Linked DNA regions of Mus musculus: region 2 is linked to region 1. A link is a loop called in an ENCODE intact Hi-C map of the cell type or tissue named here. Cell type or tissue: heart. All regions are shown on one strand. Each heading gives the region's core, and the rest is flanking DNA. Links, peaks and the distances in the headings are about the cores only. Region 1 overlaps Grb14 (growth factor receptor bound protein 14). Region 2 overlaps Cobll1 (Cobl-like 1).

Evidence for each region. Hi-C counts contacts between places; a loop is a spot of excess contacts. Peaks named below come from ENCODE experiments on the same cell type or tissue, not always from the same donor. Only the 100,000 strongest peaks of a DNase experiment are listed, where the experiment ranks them.
Region 2: it touches region 1 in a loop (10-fold over the local background); 21 of 42 quality-filtered maps call a loop at or near these places.

The regions. Positions count from the first base shown.
Region 1 is chr2:64,959,383-64,974,819 of GRCm38, forward strand. All of the region lies in intron 2 of Grb14 (growth factor receptor bound protein 14), which reads right to left. Among named protein-coding and RNA genes, the nearest start is that of Grb14, 56 kb to the right of the region's middle. In heart, for the core only: a CTCF peak has its summit at 6,261 (motif pointing right); a DNase peak (open chromatin) is centred at 7,149; H3K27ac peaks cover 944 bases.
Region 2 is chr2:65,112,272-65,127,708 of GRCm38, forward strand. It overlaps Cobll1 (Cobl-like 1), which reads right to left. Exons shown (of 14, transcript NM_177025.6): 5 at 13,937-14,034; 6 at 13,622-13,846. Among named protein-coding and RNA genes, the nearest start is that of Grb14, 97 kb to the left of the region's middle. In heart, for the core only: CTCF peaks have their summits at 6,107 and 9,363 (motif pointing left); DNase peaks (open chromatin) are centred at 5,770 and 6,980; H3K27ac peaks cover 818 bases.

The DNA of each region.
Region 1 (15,437 bases), core at 3,020-11,019:
TATACAGGGTGTATATTGGTGTATGTGTGTGTGTGTGTGTGTGTATGTTTGTATAGTATGTGTGCAGAGTGTGTGTGTGTGTGTGTGTGTGTGTGTGTGTGTGAGAGAGCAAGACGAGATTTCACCTAGTTTAGCTTTCCTCTACAGCACATCCCAGAGGTCTCTGGAACCCACTTGTTTATAGAAACTTTTTTATGTCACTAGTGCAGAAAGGCCTTGAGAACTCTGTTCTATGTCTACTTATCTCCTTTAAATTCGTGACGACAGAAAAGATAAAGTAAGCTTCAACTCTCAAGTGGCATTAGGCCTCTTGCAAAAAGCATTAGTACACCTTCCTATCTAAGAAAAAGAAATCAGTTCCTCACAGAAGACACGGGACTGATGGGTGCACACCTCAAGCTGGGGCTGTTAAGGATCGTGGGAAAACAAGCAGTTCTGCTCTTCAGAACCCTTAGAACATAATATTAGCATCCTGTTTCCGCTGCAGCCTGAAAGATAAAAAGGGCTGGGCATTTGTATGACCATGCTACTTAATAAAGGGATGTAATACATTTCTAGTTAAGTCCCCCGAATTCCCAGCTTGCTTTCTAGTGTGAAGAAAATAGGATGAGAAGACTAATATCATTTGCAATTGTACACCAAATGAAATTCTGCTTGGAGCCAAAGAATAGGAACAGACTTTGCTTCCCAATGGAAAAGACAGTTGAGTAACAAGAGACACACAGCTCTGATGGGATATGTTTACAGCATCTCCCTAGCATAAACAGACTGCCCCAAAGGATGCCACGGTATATACAATGGCTCTGATGAGAAATCCTTCCATGTGGATGGATGATTGACAGACTGAGAAAACTGAGCCATCTCTGCCTTAGGAGCAGTTTACAACTTCAAATCTGTTCTAACAGCGCCCACTTGAAGCACGAAAATCACTGGTCACGGTAGTGTAGTCCTCACAGTCTCGAGTGTCAGTGAGTGTATCCGTTTACGGGGATATACCAGAATGTCTTTAGACTCCTGATCCAGCAAACCAGTTCTCCCATACAAAGTGAGCAGCAGAAAGAGATTTCAAAATCCACCTTTTTTTTTCTTTTTAAATAAAAGACACAACAATAGAGAGGAAAGAAGAAGAAAAAAAGGTTGACTTCAGAAAAACATTCGAGGGCCTTACAACCTCTAGACTTAGAGACAAAATACTTCAAATATAAGCTGAAGGTTGTGTCTAAAAGAACCAAAATAAAGAGAGAAAGAGAGAGGCTGAGAGTGAGGGCAATACACACTGCCTTGTTCTCAGAACACTCTGGATTTCTGTGAAATTACCTGGAATTTGATTCTCAGAGAAGTTTATTATATGGAAAAGCCCAGGAAGACAGAGCAGACACTAAACAAGGTCTCTCCCCCTCTCCTTAACCCCCCTCCCCCCCCCCCCCATAGCTGACCACAACAATGGGATGCAAGAGGATCCCCAGTTCCTTCCAAGCTGGATGCACTCAAGAGCTTTGGGGATGCATCAGGAGTGTCCAATGAGTATTTGCCAAGGGCTTTCCAAACTGCCATCCTGGGAAACTGATAAATGCCCCACGTCCTGCCCTCACTGTCCTCAGCTTCTTCAGAGAATAAGAGAGAGAACACAGCTTGTCACAGTGGGGAAGTGTATGAGATCAATCATTAAAACAAAAAACAAATAGAATGGAGAGAGAGAAAGAAGAAAAAGGGCAAACAGAGGAATGATGACTGGAGCATGACTGGACTGTGTTGCTCCTGGGCTAGAGTGTCTAGGAAAAAAATCTGAGCTCAATTAATATTAACTAGTACTGTATTTAAAATAATGTGATAAACATATTTTAAGTGTATCTTCCAGTGTTTAAGTTTCATTCTTTAATCCTATGTATCCATTATTTCTATCACTAACGTATAATTACTAGAAGATTAAAGTTAAGACAAAAAGTCCACAGAAGAGTTCCCTGCACTAGGACCCAAAGTGGAGCTCATTTTGTTTCTATAACTCTTCCAAAGTTATGAGCAACTAGAGAAAGATTACAAAACATTTTCTGATGCTTCAAGATTTCTTGCTGTTTTTTTTCTTTAAACAGAGAGCAAATGTACTTAAATCATATGAATATTTTTATAGCAAGGTCAGAGCAGCCTTGGATCTTCACATTCTTCTAAATAAGGAATGCTGTGGCCAGAGATAAGAGGAGACAGTGTAAGGATTTTGAATTAAACAAGCCTGTGTGTTTGCTTAAGGGGATGGAAATAATGCGTTCATTAGTTCTTATTCCATATCTCTGCTTTTCAAACAATGAATCTCCAAAAGAACGCTGCTCCAGCAGCCCTCAGTAACTCCAGCAAAGCTGCTGCTCCCTGCGCCCTTCCTCAACTTTTTCTAGGTGTGAAATACTGAGAGCAAAGGAGTACATAGCTTAGAGACACCACATAACAAAGTCTTAGGAAATTTGAAAGAAATATTCAACAATCCTTATGCCTGAGCAGAAACTATGCATTTTTAATTAGTTACATTCGTTCAAAACACGCAAATGTCACGAATATTGACTCTCGGGAACTGACATAACAAAGACCATGCCTTATCCTAGTCTGCTTTTCAGCTTCATTCCACACAACCTGCTCCTTCCTCCCTGATCTCACCACCCCCACTCCCAACCCCACCCCCACTCACCCTCAGTTTCTTACAAGTGCCTAGCTCCTTCCAGAACACAGCATGCTTTGACATAGTGCACTGACTACTGGTACTATCTGAACTATCTCCCTGAAACCTACTTTTCTTCCCTAAAGTCTCAGATACACCATTATTTCTTGGAAGGAAAATGTCAATGACTTTTCCAGTTTAAGGCCAGAATGTCTATACCATGCGTGGTGTACCTGTGCCATCAAACCCACAAAGCCATTGCTACACAGAACACCACACAACATCAGTCACAGCGGCTTCCTATCTTCTCTCCAGCAGCCCACAGAACACGGGGCTCACAATGGACAAATGAAATAGTTATTCTATGGTGAATAGACTCATTGTCTGTAACCCCAAGTGAGACATTACGGATTCCACAACAACACTATTGAGCCCTCAAGTTTGAAACCACACATGCAGACCAAAGAGAAAATAGTAGCAAGTTTTCATAGAAAGTCTCAGCTGAACAAAACCCAATCTGGGACTTAAAGTGGCCTGTTGTCATATTTGACATTGTGTAAAAAGTTGAAACACAGAGGGAGGGGGAACCTGGGTAAAGCAAATAGTATGAGAAAAGGTATTGAGGAAGAAGAAAAGCAAATAATAATAACAACAATGACAACAACAACAATAAGACTGGGTTTGCTGTAGCAGAACTAGTGACACTTCACAGTTGCCAGCAGACCAAGGAGAAGGGTGGTCTCATCCGGACATGCTGAGCACCGGGTTCCCTTCAGACCAGTAAAATGGAGAACGAAATCTGCCACACCCCAATTACAAAGCACCTCTCAAAATTATCTGAGAATACAGTAATAAGGTTTAAAATAGAAGTTTTACAAGGCTCTCCTCAATAGGGGCAAGAGAATTGACTGCTCAACAGCTGATGGTGACAGAACCATAATGGAAAGGGGAGCTAGCTACTAACAGCAGATTTGCCCCAGACCTTTTCTCACATTTGAAAGATTGGGGTTTTAAGTAGTCAGGTCCCTCAAGCTCCTACTAACCCAAGGTCTTTAAGTTCATCCCTAATGTTATTTATTTTTAAGACTACAGGATGGAAGTTTGCCACACCTTCTGTGTAGTAGCCTTGGCTTAGCAGTCGCTTGCTTGCTGCTCTGCTTCCGTTTGACAGTTATAAAGAGTGCCTGGGCTAATATCCCCTTATCACTAAGTGCATACCATGTATGTTCTTTTGTGACTGGGTTACCTCACTCAGGATGATATTTTCTAGTTCCATCCATTTGCCAAAGCTCCATATACTCAAGATACAATTCACAGATCACATGAAGCTCAAGAAGAAAGAAGACCAAAGTGTGGGTGCTTCGGTCCTTCTTAGAAGGGGAATAAAATACAGGAGCATATGTGGAGATAAAGTGTGGAGCAGAGACTGAAGGAAAGGTCATCCAGAGACTGTCCCACCTGGGGACTCATCCCATATACAGTAACCAAACCCAGACACTATTGTGGATGCCAAGAAGTGCATGCTGAAAGGAGCCTGATATGGCTGTCTCCTGAGAGGCCTTGCCAGAGCCTTACAAATACAGAAGCAGATGCTTACAGTCAACCATTGGACTGAGCGGTGGGTGGGTCCCCAATAGAGGAGTTAGAGAAAGGACTGAAGGAGTTGAAGGGGTTTGCAACCCCATAGGAAGAACAACAATATCAACTAACCAGAACCACCCCCCCAAGCTCCCAGGGACTAAGCCTTCAACCAAGGAATATACACGGCTCCAGCTGCATATGTGAGGATGGCCTTGTCATGTATCAATGGGAGGAGAGGTCCTTGGTCCTGTGAAGGCTTGATAGATGCTCCAGTGTAGGGGAATTGACGGTAGGAGTGGGTGGTGGGTGGAGGAACAGCCTCATAGAAGCAGGGGGAGGGAGGATGGGATAGAGGGTTTCCAGGATCGGGGAAAACTGGGAAAGGGAATAACATTTGAAATGTAAATAAAGAAAATATCCCATTTAAAAAAGTGCCTGGTCAAAGCAAACAAATCAAGACTCAAGAACCTGAGTAGCCAGGGGTCTAGTTCTGCATACTAGGGCCAGAATGCAATAGGAAAAGATTTGGGATGTTTCAAATAAGTTTGCATTCCTGGACAAAAGTAGCCCCTTATAGTCTCACTAGTGGACATGTCCTAAAGTTGACCTGGAAAGAGATTCCACATTGCCACATATGCAAATCTGCCTCATATATAGGCTTCCATCCAAAGTTATGCCCATATACATATGTGCACATGTGCATATGTGGACACACATAGGTATAAGCTTCCATTCTAAGCTACCCCCACATACTTATGTGCACATGCACATATGTGCACACGTGCACACACACACACATTTCTGTGCATTTGAATCCAATGTACATTATACAGAGTCAAGTCAAAAATCCCTTGCTAATTTCCCAATGACGTCATCCAAGACCTGTCTCTGAATAGTCAGTGTTTTAAGATACATGTAGTCATGTAGGGTTAACTCCTCTTTACATGATACAAACCTTCTCAGATGCTAACAAACACTTAACCACACTTAAGGCAGAAAACCACTGGTTAAGCTTAGGTTGGGCACAATGTTATCCTGATGTCTCCTTTCAGTTTTTAAGTAACCATTTATTCTCAGAATAACCACTATACATGTGTAAGTGAAAAAGTTCAAATCAGTTCACACAGTGAGAAAGAAGGACAAAAGGAGAGGGGAGGAGGGGAAAGAGTGTAGAGATGAGGAGACAGACAAAAGGATGCAGACATGGTGCATCCAGCTGCAACACTCTTATGGAGACAAACAGCATCCACCCACGCATGCACTGTTAGGAACTATTTGTCTTCATTGATCTTTAAAATTTTTTCCCCATAATTTAATGTCTCAGAAACTCAAATGAATTTTACCATTAAAGGTCTGTTGGAGTTTAATGAGAGGTGTGTTGAATGACATTATCATGTGATATATAGTGCCAAACAGCCAATGGTATATGCTATGTACAGTCTCCCTGTGATGTTTACGTATTACTCTATAGACTTTAAGTCACACCTCTGAAAAAAATAACTTTCCAAATCCTAACATTCCCATACTGTGACAGTTCTAGAGGACAACCAATTTATATCCAGGCTGTAATTCTGTTTCCTTTAAACGTTCCCATGTATCTGTGTGAAACCCATAGCGTGCATATTCCTATTCAAAGCACACACACACACACACAATGTTGTCAGAATAATAAGATAATAAAAGTTAGCAGAATTCAGGCTGAACAATTGACAAAGGTCCTAATCTCAGAAAGAAGAAAGCCAAGGCGAGGGAAGAAGTGACTTGTTCAGGCACCTGCTCCCTGGCAGAACCATGGAACCTGTATTGGCTCCACCTAGACACTGTCTGAACTCCTCCCCCACTGCTAGTCCAGTGTCCATGCCTCTTTAAGCTGCGACTGCTTCATGACACGTTCTTTTAAAAGATTAGCAAGCTAAGCATCACACCAGAATATATAAATGAGATGTATGTCACAAAGCACCTAGTTTTTGAATGCCAAAGAGTTGCTTGCGTTTTCATTGTTTTCTGAATGTTACAAAGCATGCAACTATAGAAACAGCCAGCAGAGGGAGGCTTTATTCTGAGTTGGTACTAATACAGACCCCAGATAGATTTTTCTGTCTGGGGCAATGGCTCAGCTTGCTGCCAAGGCTGCATCTTTAAATGAATCCTGTGGGGACATACAGTGGGTGCCAAAGAGAGGAAGAAGGAAACTGACTTCCACAAGTTATTCTCTCACCTCCTCAAAGATGTCCACACTACCCCGAACACACATAGATAGTAAATAAATAAATGTAAAACAAAAAAGCAAATATGTATACTGACAGAAACCAAAAGACTGTTAATTGCATGAAGTTCCTTCTTGATATATTTATAATCTTGTATCAAAGTAGATTTTTTAAATTTCTGAACAGTTGGACGTTTAAGATTAGTTGCTTCTATATTAACATTGAGAAAATATCCTGTGAACATATATACAGGCATAAATATACATGTGTGTTAGAGAAAGAGAAAATATTTCTCAGATCCTGTGATTTAGAATACTGATATCAAAATTTCTCTTCAAAAATTAATTTGGCTGCTAGAGTTAATTTAATTTCAGAAACTCCTGTCGATATTTTCCAAAGTACAGAGACACAGGACAGGTCATGGGGCTTTAGTAACTTTCTGAAAATGTTATGATTACCAAATACTATTTTAATGTCTTTTTTTTGGGGGGGGGGACTGTCTGAAGGCTGAACATTTTTAATACTTTACCAGGGTGGAAATCTTTACATTTTCAGAGGGAAGTAGCATCTGAAATTACCAAAAGCCCTACTTCTTTCTTTGCCAACAAGAGATTATTATTTTTAAATTCTGGCTCAGGCGACTGGGGCGCCGCCAAGAAAGCCAGCCCTTCAGACAGTCCCGAGCAGGAGTCTGAGACTGGCCATCACTCCAGCTATTTTTAATCAGCCTTGTGTGCCAGGCATGGACCAGGCATTGTGGTTTACAAAATAACGTGAGGCTCGGTGCCTGTTCCCATGGAGTTACAGCCCAGGTGTCTACAGTGCTGAGAATACTGGAATCTGATCTGGGTCAGACTGGTGGGGAACTTCAGGAGAACATCTTCTAAATCTTCAACTTCTCATACTTTAAAATGTATGAAGAGCTAACAGCACTCAGTGTTGTATGTTGCATAGTAATCATATTGTGAATTCTAAAGGAAAATCATCTATGGTGAGTAGGTCCTAAGATATCCTTATAGCCCCAGTATATTCTCAGGTTAGCTTAGTCACTGACTTAGAAGTAAGGCTGAGGACACGGCAAGGAACGCCAAGTCAGCGGGTAAAAGTAGATTGGCAAAAGAGGTGAGAATTGTTCCACGTGAAGCATACAGGTAAGAGAAGAAAGTAACACAGCTGTTCTGTAGAGCAGGCCATGCAGTCTGTGCCCAGGCTGCACTGTGGAACAGGGCCACACACAGGATGTTCCATAAAGCAGGCTGCACAGTGTCTATCCAGAATGCTGTGCAGAGCAGGGATGTATAGTATGTGTGCCCAGGCTGTTTTGAGGAGCTTGGCCATGTGGTATGTATTCCTCAGCTGGGGCATGCAGCACGTGAGCTCCCATTGTTCTACGAAAGTTTTCTTTCTGAGAAGACAGGCCTAGCCTACAACCCTGCACTCTGCCATTTATTAGCAGGAGCTTTGAGGATGGCCTTTCTCCAACCAATCTTCCTCGCCCAAAATGGGTTTGACCAGCAGCCTTGGGAGGTTCTTACAAAGATTAAAAAGAGTCTGGACTCAGTGCTAAGCAGATCACAGCTCCTTTGATTTTTTTTTTCTTTTCTTCCTTTGATTTCTACTGGTCTATGAGGATGGCAGAAAGTCTTCCATCTTGCCAAAAGCCACAAGTTAGAGCTGGATAAAAATAATGAAAAGTCCTGGGACTGTGGCTTTTCACCCTAAGGGATAAAACTCTAAGAAGAATAAAGAAAAACAATAATGTTGAGAAATACTAATAGTAGGTCAGTATCCTGTTTTCACAAAAAACAACACTTACACAAATAATACTAATTTCCATCTGAGTCCCCTTGTTTGAAGTGCTTGAGTGGAAAGTGTATCAGATTTCCTTCCCTCCCCCCTCTCTCTCTGGAATATTGCATACACAATGAGCTATCCTAAAGAAAGAATCTCTCTGTAAACACAGAATTCATTTACGTTTCATTTATACACAAAGCCTGTGGGCAATTCTATTCAGTGTCTTTGGTATACATTATTTTTCCTCATGACATCACACGGCTTCACAGAAAATCTTTAAATTTAGGAGTATTTCGTCTTTCGGTTTTTAAATTAAGAATGCTCAGCTTGCATAGACTATGCCTCTGCTATCCGCGTCCTGATTAGAGATGGCTCAGCCCCACTGTCATACAGGTATCCAAGAGCTTTAGCTTACAACTACACAGCCTGCCAGCCATTGACTAACAACCCTACGATACTGAATAATCTAACTGCATATTTTGTTGTACTTCAGTCTGTGCTCCCAGAAAAGACAGATGATAGGGATATATACATGAACATAGCTTAGCAGTCAATTGCTTGCTTTTTTGTTTGTTTAAGTCTCATGGCAGTCATAAACACAGTTACAAAAAAATGAGCAGTATAAAACGAATTTAAAAAGTACACCATCCTTTTGGCCCTGGTGGCATGATATGAAGGATAATAAGTTTCTACTCAATGCATTTGCTACAACAAAAATTTTTATGTAACAACTTTAGCCGGACATTTAAATTCCTGATGATTATAAAGTTTTTTATTTAAAATTTTTTCTCATTCAATTTAAATCACTTATGAAGCTAATAAAACATGATGTTTTAAAGCCAAGCATAGTGGCAAGTTGTCTGTACTCTGAGCTTTCAGGCGGCTGGAGGAGAGAATGTAGTGGTTTTAGCTTAGTTTGGGTTACATATGGGGACTGTCTCTCTGAAAGCACACATACTATCCACACCAGAAGAATCAAAACCAACCCAACAAATGAACACAAAGCACACGTCTTTTCTTGGGTCAGAGAAATAATTCACATTCTCTTGGCTTCTACTATGTGTTAAATGTTTTTAACACAGACCTGGCAAATTTAGCATTCTGAAGAACATAGAGCAACTGTACGGACAGATACACCTAAGATTACTCCATAGGCTAAAGAGAGAGCTGAACTCAGGTGCCAGGCTCTCTACCTCTAAAACACACTCTGTCCACCAAGAATGCTTTCTGAAACCTTATTTCTCAAGCAACAAAAAACCGTGTAAATACAATCCAAACCGTGCTCTGAGTGACACCTTTCTGGGTTAAGGACACAGATCATTTACCCTAATAAAAATGACATGAGGAGGAAGAAAATCAAAGTTTAGCAGGAACGAGATTTAAAAAATAGCAATGATTCCCCCCCCCTCACTCTCCAAGCCACCACTTGGAGATGTACATGGCCCTGCTTACTCAGAGAAGCATCCATCTGCACAATTGGCCCGCCTACCATCCCCACACAAGGAGAGAATCCATTTCCTCTGAAGCGTACGACCACACTTTGTACACGGTACAATAACAAGGCAATATTTTCTGAATGCCAACGAAGACAGAGGCACTTGTAGTGGTGGTAGCTAGCTGACCCTCATGCTCGCTCTTCACATACATCTTTCTAAATAATTCTGGTACCTTAATTGTTAGGAAATTGTTAGGAGTCCTATTAAGAAACTCCTTTCCTACACCAAGATCTTGTAGAGTGTTGCCTTTGTTTTCTTCTAGAAGTTTCATTGTTTTGGGTTTCTTATCAAGGTTCTTCATCCATTTGAAGTTAGGTCTTTTTGGGTTTGTTTTATTTTGTTTTGTTTTGTTTGTTTTGCTTTATTTTTCTGATTGACAAATACTGATCTAATGTCATTCTTCTACATGTTGACACTCAGTTTTCCCAACACTACTTGTCAAATATAAGATGACTATAGTTGTTCAAGCAGCAATCCCTTTCAGAGTCTGAACCACCAACCAAAGAATATACATGGCTGGCCCTAGCTCCATCACTCCTACACATATGTAGCAGATGTGCAGGCTGGTCTCCATGTGCATCCCGAACAGCTATCCCAAAGGCTGTTGCCTCTCCAATGGATATGTTCTTCTTGCTGGGCTGCCTTGTCTGGCCTCACTGGAAGAGGAATCACCTACCCTGGCAGAGACTTGAAATGCCAGGGTGGCAGGATACCCAGGAGGGCCCTCACCTGCTCAGAGGAGAAGGGGAGGGGGAATAGGGGAAGGATTGTGGGTAGGAGGAAGTGACACGGAGGGAGAGAAGTGAGTGGGATATAAAGTGAAAAAGTTTTAGAAAATGATTACAGTTATATATCCTCATGTTTTGGTCAGAATAGAATATTCTGTTCTATTCATCTTCATGTCTGTTTCTGTGCCCGTGCCTTTCTGTCTTTGTTACAACAGATCTGGAACACATCATGAAATATAAAACGGTCATCCCTCCAGCATAGTTCTTTTTGCTCAGGATTGCTTTGGAGTCTTTCTTTATTACATTTGTCTTTTAGGATGTTTTTTGCATTTCTGTGAAGAATGTTGTATTTTGGTAGTATTGCACTGAATCTGTGAATTACAGTCCCAACTGACCAGGAACATCATCACAAAAGAAGGATCAGAAAGACTGTAAGAGCCAAAGGACCAGGATACCTGATGTGATAGAATAGTGGGTTATGCCAAAACAGCATGCTAGGCCAAAGCAGTTCCACGTGGAAGAGGTTTTATTGAAAGGGAGAGACAAAGAAGTGGCACAGAGAGAAGAGGGGGAGAGAGGAGAAAGAAGAGAGAGTGAGGAAGGGCCGTTCTCCTTATTTATATGGAAAATGACATAACACAAATAAGGGTGGGAGGTAAGCCAAATGGATTCTGGGAATATGGTGGTCGTTGTCTTGGCAAAAGGTCTGCAGGTCGAAGGTCTCGCTGTTGCCTCATAGGTTTGGAATGTCCTGATGATAATGATACCTGCTATGAGACAGTGACAGCTATATATAAAAAGGAAATTGTACCCACAAAATCTCAACAGTATGACCTCCTAAATAAGACCTAAACAACCTGACCATCAGTAAACAAGCCAAAGCAGATGAAGGAGGGAGGACCTCACAGGCACTCACCCATCTCTAGATGAAGAGCGATAGAAAATTAATGACTTCTGAAAGAAAAAGGTAGAAGACCCCTAAACAGTTGTCTAGTACCAAGTGGTCAGTCCTATACATATAAACAGCACTAAATGGCTCAACAGGTTGTATGTATATATTTATTTATGTGTGTGTAATGTGGGGGGTGGGATATACCAGGGAGAGAAGAGAGGGAGGGGAAATGATATAAATACAGTATCCATCTATTAAATTATTAAATTGAATTTAGAAAGAATCCTGATGCTACTGAGAAGAGAAGCGCAGCGTGTTAGGCTCCAGGAGTTTGCTTTGAGTTCAGTTACCCTCAGGGTCCAGGCACAGCCAGTAAGCATAGCTTCTATTTGTTTCTAAGTCTCACATTAACAAGAGCTAGCACTGGCCCCTAGCCTGCCTGCCTGCCTGCCGTGTGCATCCATCCTCAGAGCCAAGACTGTGAACAGGATGCCTGCGGATTCACATTTATCACTCCATAAAAGGGAAGCAGACCCACACCGGGGAGCTTATAATAAGCAAGAGAGAATTTGGTTGCCTGAGGACATTGCAGCATCACAGGATGAGCTGTGGACTGATCTTTACCGCAAGGCCTAAGAAAACAAATCCCTCCCCTGTGCGATCCACGTCTCTGTTCCTTTCTTGTCACATAAAGTTATATTCTGCTTATAAAGCAGCAAAATTCTAAATTAAAAATCACAAGATAAAAAAGTGAAACCTGAATTGCAATAGAAAGAATTCTGAAAACAAATACTGAAAAACAAAACAAAACAAAACAAAAAATTAAATAGCAAAACACACAGAGAAGATGGAAAAATCTAAAAACTTTCAGAAGCCTGGGATAAATACACATGATGGGTACTAAGATTTCAGTATTGTAAAAGGCAACCGTAAAATGATGTCACAGGACGTGGTTGCTGAGTCACAAATCCCTACCTTTTCATCCAAAATTAAGACACTGAAGAGAAAAGCAAAGAGAGGTTTTAGAGAACTAGAATAAGCCTACAGTTCGGAAAGAGACTTAGACAATAGCATTTGGGAGAGAAAGCAAGGGACACTGGAGACCAGAGAGCCAACTTGGGAGCTGGAACACAGAGCCCACGGGGTTAAAGTCATCTCAAGTGGAAGGGGAAAGGCTCCCTTGCAGGCTACTGTGAAGCTGATAGCTCCGGGGCCAGCCAGGCCTGGGCATGTGTTTACTGAGCAGCTAGCTAGGAGTCCGCTCAGAACTTTCTGGGAAAAACTGCGATATGATAATGTGTAATTACATAAATGCCTGGCTGTATGAGAAATGTGGTTAGAACATGATACTATCTTGAATCAATGTAGAATTCCCACTTACCAACGACCTTGGGTCTTAAGAAAAAGTATATTGTACAAATTGGGTTTTTCCCTCCTCTTTCATTTCTGAAATTGCTTTAGGAATCTGTGTGCTTATTACAAATGTTTCCTAGGATGCATAAAGAATATGAAATAATTTGCAAGCATAATCTGACAAGCAGTATGAATTGAGCAGAGGCATCAGGATTGCAGAATTCAAATATGGTGTTAGGTCTTTGGATCTTGCAGACATTTTATATTTTATTTATTTTATATGTCATAATGTTCAACTGTTAATTCTGTGACCTTAAAGTGTTCTTCTTGGTGTAATTAATATGCCAGGCTAGAGTTTCAGTTCAGGTGCCCCACCCTACCCTGTGTGTGTGTATGTGTGTGTGTGTGTGTGTGTGTGTGTGTGTGTGCCTGTGTGTGTGCATGTATGTGTGCGCATGTATGTGTGTGTGTATGTGTGTGCACATGGGTGTAGGTGTGTGGGTGTGTGTTGCCCTGTCTCTCTCTCCTCTCTCAACTTCTCTCTCTTACATACACAGGGAGAGAGACAGACAGAGAGACAGACAAGCAGGCAGAGACAGAGAGAGAATGGAGCATAACAGCCACTTTCTACATAAAACATATTCTTCACTAGAACATATAGGAGTTGATGGATGTGCAGAGAAATAATTTGCCTTCACTAAACCCAGAGCTAAGGTTAATGGTAACTGTACACACCCTAAGCCAATTCCATTTACAGATTGGCTTCAGGACATAACACACACCTAGGAAAAACACCTTGGAACTCACCAAGCCTGGATTCTATTTCTAGTGTTGTCATTGACCTTCTGGGTGACCTTGCAGAAGGTACTTGACATCCAAGAGACTCAGACAAGGGAAGGGGAAATGGAGGAGGAGGAGCTGGGAGGAGGGGGAAGATCCACCTAGTAGATAATCTGGGGGAAAAAAATGCTAAGATTCAGAGATCTGATGAAACATTAAAATTCTGATTTACTGAAATCAATGATCTCCAACCATTACAGCATTAGAGGAAGTCCAATTTTTTCTCTTCAATCTACAGAATTTACAGGGCCTCTCTCAGGCTCTGCTCTGTGTAAATGATTATTTTTCAAATTCAGCCTCTAATCACTCAACAGAATCCCAAGGGCCACAGCAGAAGGCCACGCTGGCTGATAAGGACCCCTTCCTCAAGTGCCTCTGAGCATTTTCAGAAATGTCCCTGCCCTTTTGGATGAGAGGGATTCCAGCTGCTCAATTGTCTGGCAAGGACCTCTCATCCAGGCCTTGAGCTTTATGCAAAATGTGTGAGCAGAGCCTTCTGGAAAAGAGGGGACATTGTCCTCCCTGGCAGTATTCTAAAGTGCTTGTGTTTATTTGTAAGGTCTGTTGGGGAGTAGTGCTAAGAACCAAATTGAGACTTAATGAAACACATGCTAAGTGTAAAATCATCTAAAATTTTAGGGCATATGAAAAATGGCGAGTATGGAAAGTCTTCAAAGAAGGAACAAGGGCAAAAAAACTAATTTTGTGACTATTGCAGGTAGATGACTTTTAGTTAGAAAAGTGGAATTTTCTAAAATTAAGGAGAAAAAAAACCCACCAACAACAAGGTTTTCAAACCGATTGAGTAAACAAATAGATCCTTTAGGGGTAAAGTAGCAGGAGAAATGGGCTAAATGTTTTCAAAAAACAAGGGTGTGCCAGGTTGTGTGCGTATACACTCACAGAACGGGCCTTTGGAAACTTTCCTGTGCAATGTTAGAATGGCAATCTGATAAGATATTTATTACAAAGAATGCAGAAAAATCACATCTTTCCAAAGCCACCTTGTTTTTCTCTTGCGTAGACTGTGTTGGAAACTGTTTTCCAGCCAAGTTTTGCTCCTACCTATTCCACCTTTGCTAATAGGTCAAGGTCCTTGAAAATGACGTCATGCTTTTCCATTGTTCCATACTGTCTGGTGAAAAATCGGCAAATTAAAATCTCAGCTAGAACCAAGGCAACGTGAAATCTATGCTTAGGGTCACAGACTACCACCACCTCCCAGTCCTGTCCCAGATATCAACTGTCTCCCCACAGGTCAGAATGGAAACTGGGGTGATGTTCCAACATAGCTCCTCTAGTAAGAGTCCAGACAGTAAGCAACCAATCCCATTAACACACCATAAAACAAAGCACGTGGTAGAGATTTGGTGACCCTATGCAGTGCCGTTAACTGGGTAAAGATGTCAAACGGTACAGGATTGGATAAACGTTAAGGGACTTTTCCCATGTGCCTAGCCCTTAGAGAAGTGACACCGCCATTAAATTTAAGTGAAGATAATGGTTCAAGTTCAGAGCAAAATGTTTTAATTAGATTTGCTTAAAGCAAGAAAAAGGCATGAAGGAAAATAAAGAAAAAGAAAGAGCACACATTGACATTACAGTATAGCCACTCCACTGCCAAGTAAGGTGGACTTAGCAACTAGTAATTGACTGGCTGAAAAAAATAAACTAAAAACTACAAATTAAAATCAATTTTTAAAAAGGGGGGCTCTTTTTTAAAAAGATTTTTTTGGGTTGTTCAATCTGTTCTGTTTCAAGTAAGTTAAACCATGACCTTTGGCTTAATGGAATCCACTAATAGTTAACAGTTAACTTTTAAAGTGTTGAGCAGAGAAACACTACACTGCCTTGTGTCACTAGACCCACTCAGAAAGGATATTTTTGCAGTAACGTGACTCC
Region 2 (15,437 bases), core at 4,792-12,791, 150 kb after region 1:
TCTAGACTTTTCTTAGCACGTCAATAAATAGGGACTTTCTCATTAGGATGCACACCATTGTAAGCTACTTCACTCAAAACCCACTAATGACTTCTCTGTTGGCTCAGGGAAAAAAAAAATCTAATCGATGCGATGGCTCTAAGATCTCCGCAATCATTATCTTCTCCAAGGATGGTTGACATGGATCTGCTGCACCGTCCTATCACCACACTGTCTTCTTCCTGTCTCTACCCCAGGGTAGAGAACCTTCGCATTCTCTGAGCCTAGAACTCTCTCTTCTGGTAACACAGTATTGTACTCCACATTCTCTGCTAGTTATTTCTCATACGGCACCTCTTCAGTTAATTCCCTGATTCTCAACAGCTCCCACCTGCTGTGTTCTTAGTCCAGCATTTCATAGTTTTCTTGTGTGTCACAGAGCTGGCTTAATTGTTTGATGTTGGTATCTGCTCCCCAACAGACTAAAAAAGGGTGCAGAAATTTCTTTTCCAATTTTACTTATTGCTGTATTTCAACATTAATGTCTGGTTCATAAAAGTTTTATAATTATCTTAAGAAGCTGAGGTAAACTTGAACCAGGGATGCATGTATATCCTGAGTCAATCTAATTTTACAAAACAATTAGATACATTTAAGAGTAGTGAACTAATTCATAGGAATTTTTTCTTTTCCTTATTTTTTTTATTTAGGAAGAGGCTGACGCAGAGACAAGATTTCTCTGTGTAGCCCTGGCTGCCCTGGAACTCATTTTGTAGACCAAGCACTAGCTTCAAACACAGAAATCTGCATGCCTCTGCCCTCCCAAGGTCTGGGGTTAAATACTGTGCCACCACTACCCTGCTTCATAGGAAAATTTCAACTTTTGTACCTTGCTATTAAGATAAAAATAACAAATTTACTATCTCATACTTTTAAAATACTTTTCCAGAGGTACTTCCCAACCCCAGGAAGTTGACCAACTGAACAATTAAACTTCCATAGTACTTGGTTAAAATACCTGCAGCCAAACCTAAGCCAGTCCTTGCCAAACATCCCTCTCCTTCCTCCAGGGCTCTTCAGACCTCTCCGTAACCATTCAAGGAAGGAGCTACAACGTGCACCCAAGTCCACATTTGGATTCAGAGCCACTAACGTCAAATCTGATTAAATATTGCAATCAGACCCTTGGGGAGGGCATCCTTAATGGACTTGCGAAATAACTCAAGGGCCTTCTGTGACAAACAGCAGAGTATAAAACACAGGACACAGGACCTGGTACTGCTTAAATACCATTTTCAGTGGAATATAAAGTTAAAGAAACCTTCTAACTGATTTCTCTCCTGTTCTCAAACTTCCACTTAATATCTTATGAAAGTAACAAATTTCTCTGTCAGCCAAGGGGACGTTTGGCAGGCAGTCTTCCTTGTCTATGCTGGTCAGGAAGCAGAGCCTGGAGCAGTCACCAGGCTGTTCAAGGCAAAACGACAACACTCAAAAAAAAAAAAAATCCAAATCAAACTAAAAGCCTATTTTCAAAAACTATCCATCATAGAAGATGATTATGAGAAACTGTAGGGAGATCAGAGAGATGGCTCTTCAGTTAAGAGCTTGTGCCACTCTTGAACAGTTTAGTTCCCAGCACCTTCCTCTGGTAGCCCACTGCCATATATATAACTACATCCTCAGAGAATCAATACTCACTGCCAGTCTCTACAAATACCTGTGCACGTGGGTGGGGACACACACACACACTTACAGAAATACTGCCAGGACCATAACTGTATCTAACACGCACATCCACGGATAGAAGTTAAAGGGCTGTGGCTCTCCTGTTTCAAAATGCTTTATGACCTAAACTGTGTCCCATGACATTTGGAAAAACAATTAAGACTTAGTAAAGAAAACAAATGAACATAAGCAAATGGTGAAAATTTACCTGCCATCTGATGTTGATAGACATACATACCACTTTACATAGGAAAAAGTATCGTACATGGACAGCATCAGAGAAGCCTCAAATTCTAAAGATAAAATATGTACCCCCAAAGCTGACAGAGTTAGATGAATTTCTTGATGAATTCTTTCGATAAAGCCCTAGTGGCATGCCACTCCAAAGCTATTGTAAGACTACAGTAGATGATCAATATGTAAATGCAGAGACACTGGAAGCAACCGAAACTCTGATCTGCCTCCTAGCTCCCTGCTTCAAGAATTCTGATTGATTGCTTTCATGAGATATATAATAAAATTCTTCCATCTCCGTGCTGCACACCCTAACACTCACTGACAGGTCTGTTCTTTCACCTGATAAAAGCAGTCATGGCATGAAGTCTCAGGCACAAGTATGTGGTTGTGGTACAGGAGTGTCATAAAGAAGCTGGTACAGAAATGGAAAGGGAAGGGAGGTTTAGCTCAAAGACAGAAGACCCACAGATTATCAGTCTGGGGGATCTTAGAAACAAGCTTGTGTTTTTTAATGTGATATTTACATTTCTAGGGATAAGGAATTTAAAACATATCAAAATGAGATGAACTGCAATTTTATAAATGTTCTCTCTCTCTCTGTGTGTGTGTGTGTGTGTGTGTGTGTGTGTGTGTGTGTGCGCGTGCGTGCAATTTATGAAGACAATTTAAAGGGAAAAACACAGACATCCAAGAAAGGGCTTTACCACCTTGTCCTGTGAAATCCACTCCTTTAGCCTGCAGAGCAAGTAGACAGAAATCCCCATTTCTCAAGATACAATTTGAATCAAAGATGCTAAGAAAGTGGCCATTAGAGGAGAGTGTGACTGTTACTCGGTCACCAGGCTAGACCTAAAGGTCACCAGGCTAGACCTAAAGGCCTATCATAAGCACAGTCTATGCGGTGTGATGAAAACTTACCCACTTTAGTGACAAAAGAAAAACATAAAGATTGGTGCAAATGGTCCAAAGTCAGGAATTTTGAACAAATAAGAATAGTGACTCTAGGTCATCAACAGTAAGTTGATGACAAGAATACAGATTTCATTTTGACATAGGAATGAGATTAATGTGAGTCTCTAAGAAAGTAGCTTGATATGTTTTATTTTCTTGTAAAATAGGGAGACAAAAGGTGGTTGGTTGCCATGAAGAGTTCTCTCAGGAAAGAACTAGTCAGTCAAGATAAAAGCAAAGAAGGCCACAAGAGTCAAATGTGAAGATCTTTTATGTGGACTAAAGCATTACTTTTCCTAATACATAGTGAAGCCCTAGGCCCCTATACTGTGAAGAAACCTTTAATCTATTGAATATATCCTTTGGTTAAAGTCTTCAGGAAAGGCAGGGGTGTATAAATTAGAAGACTTCAGTATTTTTTTATCTAACTCGTAGCCAAGACAACTATTATATGTTTAGGTCGAGGATGTAACATGTAAGACTGGAGGGGCTCCAAAGTCAAGAGTATCAAACACTAGAAAACAGATGTACAGAACTGCTATGGTATCTTAAGAAATGCACATGATAAGGTTCTAAAGTGACCAGCCAATTTATTGAGTATTATTAAATGTGAACTTGTCTGACTAAAGAGAGGCTTACCGAGTGTTCTCAATTTGGAAGATAGAATACTGTAATATCTACTAACAAATGGGATTTGGAGTCAGTATTCGGAGTTCAGCCAGGAGACATGTCATGAATTGTCTTGGTAACTTCAACCTTCTCATGTATAAAAAGTAAGCACAATAGCCAGGAAAAGTATCTATGTCAGAAAGGGTCTGGGTTACCCAAATGACATCATGCATGCACAATGGAATAAAGCCTAGCAAACCACACATGCTACCTCATAGACATCAGCTGGCACTCCTACAACAGTTGTCTATTTTCAGGCTGGGAATATTATTTTGTAAATAAGAAAATAATAGGTACTGAGGTGAGAGAGAGGTACCGATATGAAATGAGGACATTTACATCATCTATCTCTCCTAGGAGAGAACAGAAATCGAGTCCTACTGGAATCTGACTTGGAATCAACTCTAAAACCCAACTGTGTTTATGCTCTGCATCCAAGGTTGGGTTATTGCATAAAAACCCCCACTAAGTCACTGCAGCATACCATGAAAGACTCCAGTAATAATTAAGGTTTAACACTAGTCTGTTACATCTTGGCAACGAGTAGATAAATGTGTACTGCCGCATAGACATTTGAACAATTTCATAACCATGCCTAATTAGAATGAACTGCTTACAACTCTCTAGTTTCAGTATCAAAATTCATTTCCTTCAGTCAAATCATGACAGGAATTTTAAAAGAAGGTCTGAGGTTAAATTGTTTTTAAGTCTGAAGGGTTTGCAAAATGAAAAGAAAGCCAGATTTCTAACTCCCTAGGAGAGCCTGCCTTGGCTAATCATTAGCTACTCAATTCTACGCTCTAGTTAAAGCCACTGATAAGGCTGTGCACTATTAGTAAGCCTTGCAACTGAAACAGGAACACACTCCCACAAATGTTGTGACCCGTGTAAAGGGAAATATTACAAGAAAAAATAGGATATGCTGGTGAAAGAACATGGTAAGGTCAGATGGGAACCCATAGCAGATAGACCATCTGAATCCATGCCTAGATTAGCATTCACTTACTTAAATGACATAAAATCTAACAGAAGAAGGCAGAATTAAGGCAGTACTGTAGCCCACAGCAGTACTGAGGACTGGCTCTGGAGATGTTAGTAGCTTACATATTAATCACAGGTACACCATAACATGGGCAGTAAAATCAGCAAATCCTGCATGAACCAGAAATACAGGGGGGGAAATGTTCTAAAGAGGAGAAACAGTGTAGCTCAACTGCAATGATGTTGCAAAATGTTCTAATAGGAGATCTTGGATTATATCTGCTTTTAGGAATATTCTTAAATTTGGGGAACGGTGGGTTTAGCGGGGACTTAACCACTTGAAATGGTCTCTAATCTTAAAATTCCCTTTCTTCTTCAAGGAAAGTTTAACATTATGCTCAGCTAACCTTTTCAACAGCATAAAATCTATTAAATATCTTATGATTGACATTAGGCTTATGCAAATATACTATGAATATGTCCCAACTTCACGTATGACTGATGGTTGAGTTTTAACTCTTGGTGGAAGATCCCTAAATTAATTTTACAAGTTAGACACACAAGTTGGTTTGAAATATAATTATTTTGAATGTAATTATTTCATAATTAATGGAATATAGAAATATGAGAAATTGAATTTGCAAAGTAGGTATGCTCTGTAAGCAAGTTTTTTTTTTTTTCAGTAATAAAATCAATATAACTGCATTGGAACAAAAGCAATGCTTAAAATGAAAGGGAATTTTTTTTTAAAGAACAATTGTTGTATATCCTAACAAACACTGGTCAGCCCTTTGAGGTTTTGCTGTTTATTTTCTCAAGTGTAATTTTTACAGCTGTATAAACACATGCAAAGAGAACTGCCTTTATACTGGATGGAAACATACATGCCACTTGTTTGTCATTGAAGCTTTTTAGAAATAAACTATTTCCAGGTAAAATATGGAAAAGCTTTTTCCAAAGATCTGAATCTCTGCTCTATAATAGCATATTCTCTGGAGAAAAACCTATTATTTTATTATTATCTACCTAAGCCCATATTAAGAGTTCTCCTTGATAGCATGGAAAGTCTTACCTTGTCAGGATTGACTCAGATTATCAACATCCAAGTGAAGGAATGGGTAAACAGATGTGACCTATCAAGTACAAGCAACTGGGCTGAGCAAAAGACAGGAGACATCAGGTACAGGGCCTGCAGCTCTTCAACCTACACTATGTGAGCAGTCATCTCCTCTGCCAATTTTAACACCACTCCTATCATTCTTCTGAAATAAGTACTACGGTAGAAGCCAATAAGATTAGAGCTAGATCATCCAGAAGGTGTTCCATGTGGCATCAACACCATTAGCTTGTGACTTTTTGTTCCTAATTAAAGTTAAGGCCCTCCAAGGAATTCCACGTGGCTGTGTTGGTCACAAGATTTGTATCAAACATATCTTGTGCAAAATTCATTATTAGTTAACAGTGACATTTATATCCTCTAGTTAATAAGCTCAGCAAATGAACACATTTTTCTCACACTCTAAGCCTTCCATTTCTTTGTTGCACCACAAGGTGCTTGTGTGGATTCCTGTGTTGCAATAAGTGCACACAGAAAGATGCCAGGTGTTAAGTCTTCAATGTTGCTATCATACATTGGGTCTCAGGAGTCATTCAATAGGAGTAGCTGTTGTGACCTGGTTACCACCAACCAAAGGTCCAGACTACAGAACTTTTTTTTATTAGGTAGAAGCCAGCCGTACATAGTTTTGCAATATAAGAACTTGAAGATTCTGGGAAATTTAGTTAGAAAATTTTATTCCTCAGAGAAAAAGAACACAGCAATGGACAAGTTCATTTAGTGTGGAAAGTTGATGGAAAGACTACAGCAGAGAGTAAAAACACCACAGAGTATCTAGGAGAGCCCAAGGTGACACAAGACACACAGAGGTTGAGCAGTTTCCATTTACATGCACACTGGCCCTTTTTTTGTGCAAAGAAAAAAAAAGACAAATTTTTAAGCCTATGCTATTTATGCCTTTGACAGACATGTACATTCTTCTTCTTCAGACACATCAGTGTTTCCGTCAGTCCCACCCTCCCCTCACTCACTGAGCTCTATTTATATAATCGTGGCTTGCTAGTGACAATCTTGGTTTTAACATTTTTAAGCCCAAAGATGAGAACTGAGCTCAGCCGTACATCTTCTACGAACAAGAAGAAAGTAGAACCTAGGATCGATCCAAAGTAAACGAGAATACATGGTGAAGATCGTGGTTCCCTGTAATCCGAACAAACTGGACTGACATGTTTCTAGGCACAGGTGAGGAGAACACCTTACAGATGAGCTGAACTTAGAACCCATGCCAAAGTCAAATGACAGCCAAAGTAATACACTGGGGGAGGAGGGCATTTCAGTTCAGCCCAGAGAGAAAGCCAAAGCTATCAAGAAAGCTTTATCCCTCCCTACACACTCATACCACGGCCATGCTTCCTCTGACCTGGCTACTGTTACTGCATGCTGCTGAGTAGAGAAGGGCACACCTACTCATGCAGCCTTCAACACCAATGTAGGCCAGAGGCTATGTAAGCCTTGGACTTCTGACTTCAGTGTTCTGCTGTGACCTAGTGTAAAGCTTAAGGCACAGGCAGCCTTTTGCTTACTGATAGACAAGGAAGAGAAACGTGTATTCAATTTACAAATGGTCAAGAGCTCTTGTTCTTTGAAGATTTTTCTTCTTTAGAGGTTAAAATATAATTAGCAGGTCCCTTTACTTTTAGGTTTGAAGCACACCTGAAAGTGCCAACAGAGGGCTTGAGTGTAGATTAATGGAGTGTTCTCTGTAGAAGTTGGCCTGGAATAGGAAAACTAAACACATAAGCAGGCGCCGCTGCCTCGCTTTTCGTGGCCATGACTCCTTAACAAACCTTAGAAAAGTTACAAAGAAATGATGCACATTATGCATGGGAAAAAGGAAAGAATATACTGTGCTGGTAGATTTTTTCAGATGCATTAATCCACTCATAGCTTTGGAAGTAGAGCCAGATGTACTCATATATCAAGCTGCAACTGTCATGGTAACCACAGTTCCTAGGCAACTGTTGAACTCCGTGTGGGGTCCACTTTCCATACAATAAATACAAGACGCGAGCAGGAGAGAAAATAAAGTGTTACATGATAGCCCAAATTAAAAAAAAAGCAGGAAGAGAAATATTTCTTAACGAGTACAAATACATAATCTATTACAACAGGGAGTACAACCTTAATTGGTCTGCATAAAATAACTGGAAAAATTCACCAAGTAAAATAAAAAACAGATGTTTACTTGCTTCATGGGCATATCATCTGCTTCTAAACCAAATTAAGTAGGGAAAAAAAATAAAGATAAAACTGTGTAAAAGAGGCATGCAAAGCATTCCTAAAAAATTGAGTCAGCCACTGAAAAACGAATACTCTGGGTATTAAGTTTCACTTGCATAATATCAGATGGCAGGAAGTCTTGGTTTCCCAATATTCGAATGTTGTCTGTGGCAGCACACACATTGAGACCAAATGAAATGCTCAGTAGAGGTTATCCCTTTACTGTGCTTCCAGCCACAAACCTACCCCAAGGAGGTTACACACCATGCCAGTGGCTGGGGACAGTTATTTACTGTTGAATGCAGAGGACTTGAAGCAGTAAAGCCACACTAAAGGTGGGAGTCAAAAAGTCTCCAAAGGTTTTGGGAATTCTACAGGTGGAGATTTCCAACAATTTCTTTTAAACTCTTCCACTTCCACTTGAAACATAAGTTTAAGAGACCAACTGATGGAAACAAGGCAGTCCTCTGCCGACTGATTTTGCTACAGGTGTCCTCAACAGACAGTAAATGGTTCTAGGACTCAGATTTCTATACTTAGTCTTATTCCCCAAAGCTGTCGATGTCATTTTGTTGACAATCTTACTTCATATGGTTACACGCACTTCATATAGGGATACAGTTACTGTTCCTATATATAACAAAAAAGGCCAAATACCATAGACCTTGTAACACAAATGACATTTCAAATCACGAGAAAAAGTCTGTTTGATAACACGTTCAAAAAGTTCTAGGAAAAACTGCTAGAAAATTTCTAACTGGAAATTCATTTTGAATTAAACATTTTCACAGGATATAATATATTCACCTATACAGAGAAAGTGGCATGAGGCTGAAAATGATGCCAAAGTGTACAGAAAATTTAGGGACATGAAAATTAGCACACACTGAAATGGAGCTTCAGTGAAACTTATTCTTTAGATGGACTGTCAGATGCAGAAATTCTACACAGGTCTGTGAACTTGGATCGTTAATGGACCACTTTCGGGAAGAGCACACACAGCAACTGTCAAAACCAGCCTGAAAGTCAACAGCCAGCTATGTGAATAATTCCAGTGTATGTTCCAAAATCACTATCCAAATATCTCCATTTGCCAATGTTGAGAAATGCCCTAGAAGAATGAAGCAAGTTATCAAATGCAGACAGCCAAAAGTGGAAGAGACGTGGCCAACACTTTTTCCTTTTCAAAACCAGGTACATTTAAAGTAAGCATTGACTACAGGGGATCACAAGACCAGTGACTACTTAAAGGGGGACCAAAGTGAACCAAAGGTTAAACTGAATACACTGACCATCATAAATAATTTTCATGTATTACTAATACTTAATATTTATAGTTTACTTTTCTGCCTCCTTAACAATCAAAATAAGAAATTTATAACATCATAAAACCATTTTCTTTTATTATTATTATTTTTTAAGAAGCTTTCAGGGTAAAACTGGAAATGATTAGAATGCTGTACTGTTAAACAGCGCACCCTTGTGGTCTAAGTTGCATCACAAGCAATAGCAGCTTGCTTCATAGATATTTTTCCTTTTATTATGTTTTCCTATTTCACTGTTACTACTTTCAGTGACTAAAACAAGTTTGCTAAAACCTCAACTACATTGTTCAAGGTGGCATGTAATGCTTAATTATCATCCATATTTTTTATTTAAAATTGTAAACAAAATAGCAACCAAAATAAGTAACATTCATTCAGCAACTGGAGTGTTCTACTGAACGTCATGAATATTTGAATGTAAACAGTTATCAGCTCAAGAGTTAACCGTATATAAATACAATACCTATAGGTACACAGAAATTAAAACATATGAGGCAAGTTCAGAGTCATGGTTATTCTCCTTAGAACACACTTCATCAGGCAGTAGAGATGAGGAATGATTCAACCTTGTGGAGGTGAGAAAGCAGAAGACAGAGGTGCCATCATTTCTTTCTGACAGAGGAGGAGACTTCACTTGAACAACAATGACTAAAATGTCCTGCTTAGAATTGGAAACATTCCCGAAACTGATAAGGTTTATAAGGAAAATGATGTCAACAGACGTCCCTGGGACACCCCTGCCCCTCCCCCCCCAAATAAGCGCTGGTACAGTTTCTGAGCTGGGAAACGTTAAATAAGAAATATAAATGTGTCAGTTGGTCACAGAGAGCAGTATGAAGGTACATTAAGCTGGTCCTCTTCTGTCTACTCTGAGTTTCTTTGGGAAATGACTGGAGAAGAAGGAAGGGAAGACACTGTGGATGAGACTAAATGAAGCCTTGGTCTCTAACAGAAGTCAAAAGAATAAAACAAATGAACACCAAGATGACGATGAAGTTTTGGATAACAGTTTGGTAAAACCCTGGGTTGCATGATAGATCTGCCAATTCTCATACAAAGTCAATCAGTAAGTATTCACAGGTTCAAATTTAACAGCAAGAATATTTGGAATTACAAAATGGACATGATGATTGCCTAGGAATGTTATAAAACGTCACAATGGTTTAAACCAGGGTTCTAATGGCCAGAAATCTGAAATCAAGACATGTGACAAGACATGCTCTCTGTGAAGGACTCTCCTTGCCTGCTGCATTCTCCGGTGGCTTCCAGTGTTCCTGTATGGCAGGACACCCAGCTTGGCCTGGGGCTGCACACAACTCTCTTCTGTCTTCATGCTAATTGGCTGTATGAATTATCTTATAAGGGCCCTAGCCTTTGCACTAGAGCCCAACTGAAAGAAAAGATGGTGGTACCTCCAAACTTAAATCCATATGCACACTATTTCTAAATCATATTTACAAGTATTAGGGCTTAGAGAGAGAGGGACAAGCAAAATAGAAGTGGGCTTCCGGAGAAGTGCACTTTTTGTTCCCAGAAGGCACTGTGGTGCATAAAGGTAGGAAATTACAAAGGTGGGTCTCCAAACAGGAACAATGGGGACAGGTGAAGAGCCAGGGACCTATCAATAAGATACTCACATGGGAGGCCAATCTGTGGACTCTTAAGTCTTAGGATCTTGTTACATTAGGGCCTGAAGACGATTCCTGGAGGAGCATTATTCAAACCACTACAGGCCATCACTGGGAAGAGAGGCCCCTTGGTATTGCAAACTTTATATGCCCCAGTACAGGGGAATGCCAGGGCCAAGAAGTGGGAGTGGGTGGGTAGGGAAGCAGGGCAGAGGGAGGGTATAGGGAACTTTTGGGATAGGATTTGAAATGTATATAAAGAAAATATATAATAATAAATTAATTTAAAAAAGATTCATTCACAGATTCAAAAAAGCCAAACAAAACCAAGCTGAGGAACAGATATCGCTTCTTAATAAGAATAATAAACAGACTTTAAGAATACAGATTCAGGTATGGTCATGGGTGATGGAGAAAGTAGTAGAATAGGAAGGAAGGGAGGAAGGAAGGATAAAGAAAGACAGAGACATGGAGAGAGGGTGAGGGAGGGGAAGGGAGGAAAGGAAGGAGGGAAGAAGAGAAAAAAAGAAACAAAAAACTTAGTAGTTATAAGAAGGTAGTAAGGTGAAGGAGGAGTTAAAAATGAAGGGTGTCTAATCACACAACACCTGGCCCTGAGTCTAGAACATGGGAGATGCCCAGGAAAGCAAGTGTTCTTTCCTGAGTGGTGTATATGAGCAGATACATGCAGACAAACATAACCCCAGCTTAATCATTAAGGATTTTGGTAACGAATAAACAAAACACAGTCCTTCAGCTTCTCTAGGGAAAAGCAAATAATTCTGGTTCCTGTTGAACAATACATCAAAGAACTACCCAGATGTCCAGATCAAAAGACAAAATAATCAGAAAATTGCATAAAGATGTGTAATTTGCCAAGGGCAATATTTAAAAAAAAATCACTTAACACAGGGCACCAAGTGGTCACAGAGCAGAGGATGAGAATCAAAAGAACCAGCTTTCCGTGAGGTCGCTGGTGGAGTGGATCAGACTTCCAAGAGGCAGACAGTAGAAGACGATGTAGACGCCTTGGAAACTGAAGCACACAGAAGCTACTGGGATGGCTTGGATGAGGATAGTTGGAACAGAGATAACTTCTATCCGAAGACAAGAGGAGTTGGTAGCTATGTGAGAGTGTCAGTTACATTCTTACAGTTCACTTCTCAGGTAATTAAAATACAAAATAATCTTCAAAAGGCTCATATGAAGAAGTATAAAGGGGCCATGCACAGAAGGAGGTCTTTGAGACCAGCTTTGTCCTGTATTCCCTGATTAGTTGCTGTCTGGTTCTCACTCAGGCCCGAGCACGCTGTATCCTTGGCATTCTGGAATCTGAACAGAGTTCTCCACCCAACTATTGCACTCCCACACACATTTATGACTGAACACAAAGACTGCCTTTTCTGTGAAGCGTCACCCACCTACAGGATGGATGGATACCTTGGAAGGTTTTCAGCAAATGATTCTCTCAGTGGAAAAAGAAATCGTCCCTCTGTTTTGTAAAATGAGTTTGTTTGTTTGTTTGTTTGTTTGTTTTTTATGGCACAGTATTAACTTAGATTAAAAAAATACGAAGTTTTTAAAGAGTTCATTTCTCTATTTGAGTTGCTAATCATCTAGAACGGTAATAAAATCCTTTAACTTCCTAAAGGACTCCACTCAGTGTCTGAATATCTCAAAATACATTTTACTTTCAATGTCACTCACTCTATCTGAGCCAACTCTATAAGCATCTTCTGTTCAAACACATTTACTAAGTTTTACTTAGGCTCTTCCTGAATAAGGCAAGCAATGTGTAGGTATTTTTTAGACAATTTTATTTTACTGAGGAAGTCTGGTAGGGTGGTTTGGCTGGTAGAGGGTCAGGGGCCTTCCTCCAAGCCTGATGTCTTGGTTTCAATCTCTGGAACTGGCATGCTTGAGAGACAGAACATACATGCATTGTTCTCTAACCTCCACATGCCACCCACATTCGTGCCCACACGAAAATAAATGAACTTTTTTTTTCCGTTTTGTAAATTGACATAATGATTTACGTAGCGCATCCCCTCTGGATGGACAATAGGAGTATAAAACAGCCACACATTATTAAAAGGCTTGTTTTTATATTTTTGGTTATGAGCCTAGCCTTTAACGGCCGAGCCATCTCTCCAGCCCAAAAGGCTTGTTTTTAAAACATAGCATTAACAGATCAAGTAGACACCAGGATTTTCCCTGGAGAATCTCAGAAGATGCCAGAGGTTATAAATGCAAGCACGGAACATATCACCTATGCAGTTTTAAAAAATATATATGGTCAAAATATGCATTTAATTCCCCATACATGCAACCAATGACTGTGATGAAGTAAAGCAAGACAAAACGTATGTATCCTGTATTGGCTGAGGATGGAAGCTTCTTAAAACTGACATCTAAAGACATGGCAGAAGTATCCATGATCTTTTTCTATCAACCTTGCCAGTAACTATTCTACTGAGTACATAGTTTTTTCTTAAAGATTTATTTATTTCACGTATGTGAGTACACAATCTTCACACACACCAGAAGAGGGCATCAGATCTCATTACAAGCCACAAGATGGTTACAAGCCACCATGTGGTGGCTGGGAATTAAACTCAGGACCTGTGGAAGAGCAGTCAGTGCTCTTAACCTTTCTCGCCAGCCCCACTGAGTACATATTAATAACTGCTTCTTCCTCAGGAGTCTCAGTGGAAAAAGATAAGTTAGATACGGAAAAAACAGATGCTCCCCAGAGCAACCTGCGAAACAAGGCAAACACAGGCTACCTTATCTGTGTCGTCCACACTGGTGGATCTCTCCACACAAGACGCTCGTCTCTCCTGGCCTTGAGCAGCACCCTGGGATGTGGGCATCGGTGGCAGTGGGGCACGTCTCTTCTTGGGTGCATCCGAGGGCAGGGTATTGGAAATGTACGGTTTGGAAATGGTGTTGGACCTCGTGAAAGATGGACGATGCTTGCTCACTAGTGGGGTCGCAGGAGCACTGGCAGTCTAACAGAAAATCAAAAGGCAATGGTCAAAATAAAAACCACTCTAAAAATACTTGTTAAGAATCTTAAAATGGTGCATGAAAATGCCTACTTGCTCTCGCTTTTTCTTGCTGCGTTGGAAAAAACTGAAAATCCCTTTGTTTTCTTTCTCCTTCACAATGTCCGGGTTGTGTGATATTTGGCAGGACTCTGAAAAAACATGAAAAACAATTTACTTTTTGTTCACGGGTGGAACGTTCATTCCCAGTGTTTCTCTTCTAACCTCCCTTTAAAAGGATTTTCTGGTGATCAGTCACCCACTACAGTCACTAAGCAAGGCACCATATACCTCACCCAATTCTCAAAGCAACAAGCAAACACAGTGACCACGTTAGATGAGAATGAAGTGAAGCTTAAGGAAGAAGCAAAGACACACAGCCAGGGCCAGGAGGCACAGCTAGACAGTGAATTCAATTTCTTAGGCACTGTGTAATTATCAGCATTACAAATGCAAAGTAAGAAGGCTGCATCGCAGTGACACATGACGCTTCTCCCACGCAGCTTATCCTTTTGTTTATTTCAGCTATAATTTTGTCAGAGCTAAACAACCATGAAGCATTTCACTCGCAAAAGCATGAGCCATTATAATTACGGCTGCCAGTCTCTCTGTTCCCGTGGATCTAAACAAACTCTGCATGGAAAAATTCTCCAAGAAAAATTCGATCTGTACTGAATACATACAGAGATTTTTCCTTGCCACCATTTTTGATTGAAAGTCACGATAATGACCATTTACAAAGCATTTCTGAGGCACTGGGTATCACAAACACTCCTGAGATGATTTAATGTATATGGGGGGTTGGGCGTGGGCATAAGCTATATATATTGGGACTTGAGTTTCCATAGATTTTGGTACCCTCAAGGGTTCACAACCAATCTCCTTCAGGCACTGAGGGAAGACTGGACCAAGTATTGTCTCTTAAATGCTATTTGTTTAACCTAGAAGTTCTCTTGGTTCCAGAATTACCAAGCCCTAAATACTAACAGTGCTGATTAACTTTAGTTAGAACAGCAACTGCCAAACTTCAAGGCTCTGTTTTTAATCTTTCTTTAAAATAAAAACAACAACTATAACAACAACAACAAAACAAAACCTGTTTCCTAATATCAACTGAAGGGGTCAATAACTAAGAGCCAAGCCAGCATCTAAACCGCTGTGCCCCAGCATGCTTCCAATACAGTATCCTAGTGAAAGGAAGCATGATGGCCCTGCATCAATTGATTTATTGTTTGTAGAAAGCAATGAGCTACAAACAACAACTAGTCATGTAAGGGTGCAGGTTACCAAAGTCCACTGGGAGTCATACTAAAGGACTTAGGGACCATCCTACAATGATTTCTATTGGCAAAAGTCAGGACAACTGTGATACCATAGAAGTAATGCTATTGATAGGTATCACGTGAGCTTGAGGAACTGAGATCCGAGTCCCTGAACCCACATAAAGCTGGACGTGAGAACATACATCTGTAACCCTAGTGTTCTTACAACATGGTGGGAAGCGGACAGGAGAACCACTGGAGACCTGTGGGCCCTCTACCTGGCAGGCACATTA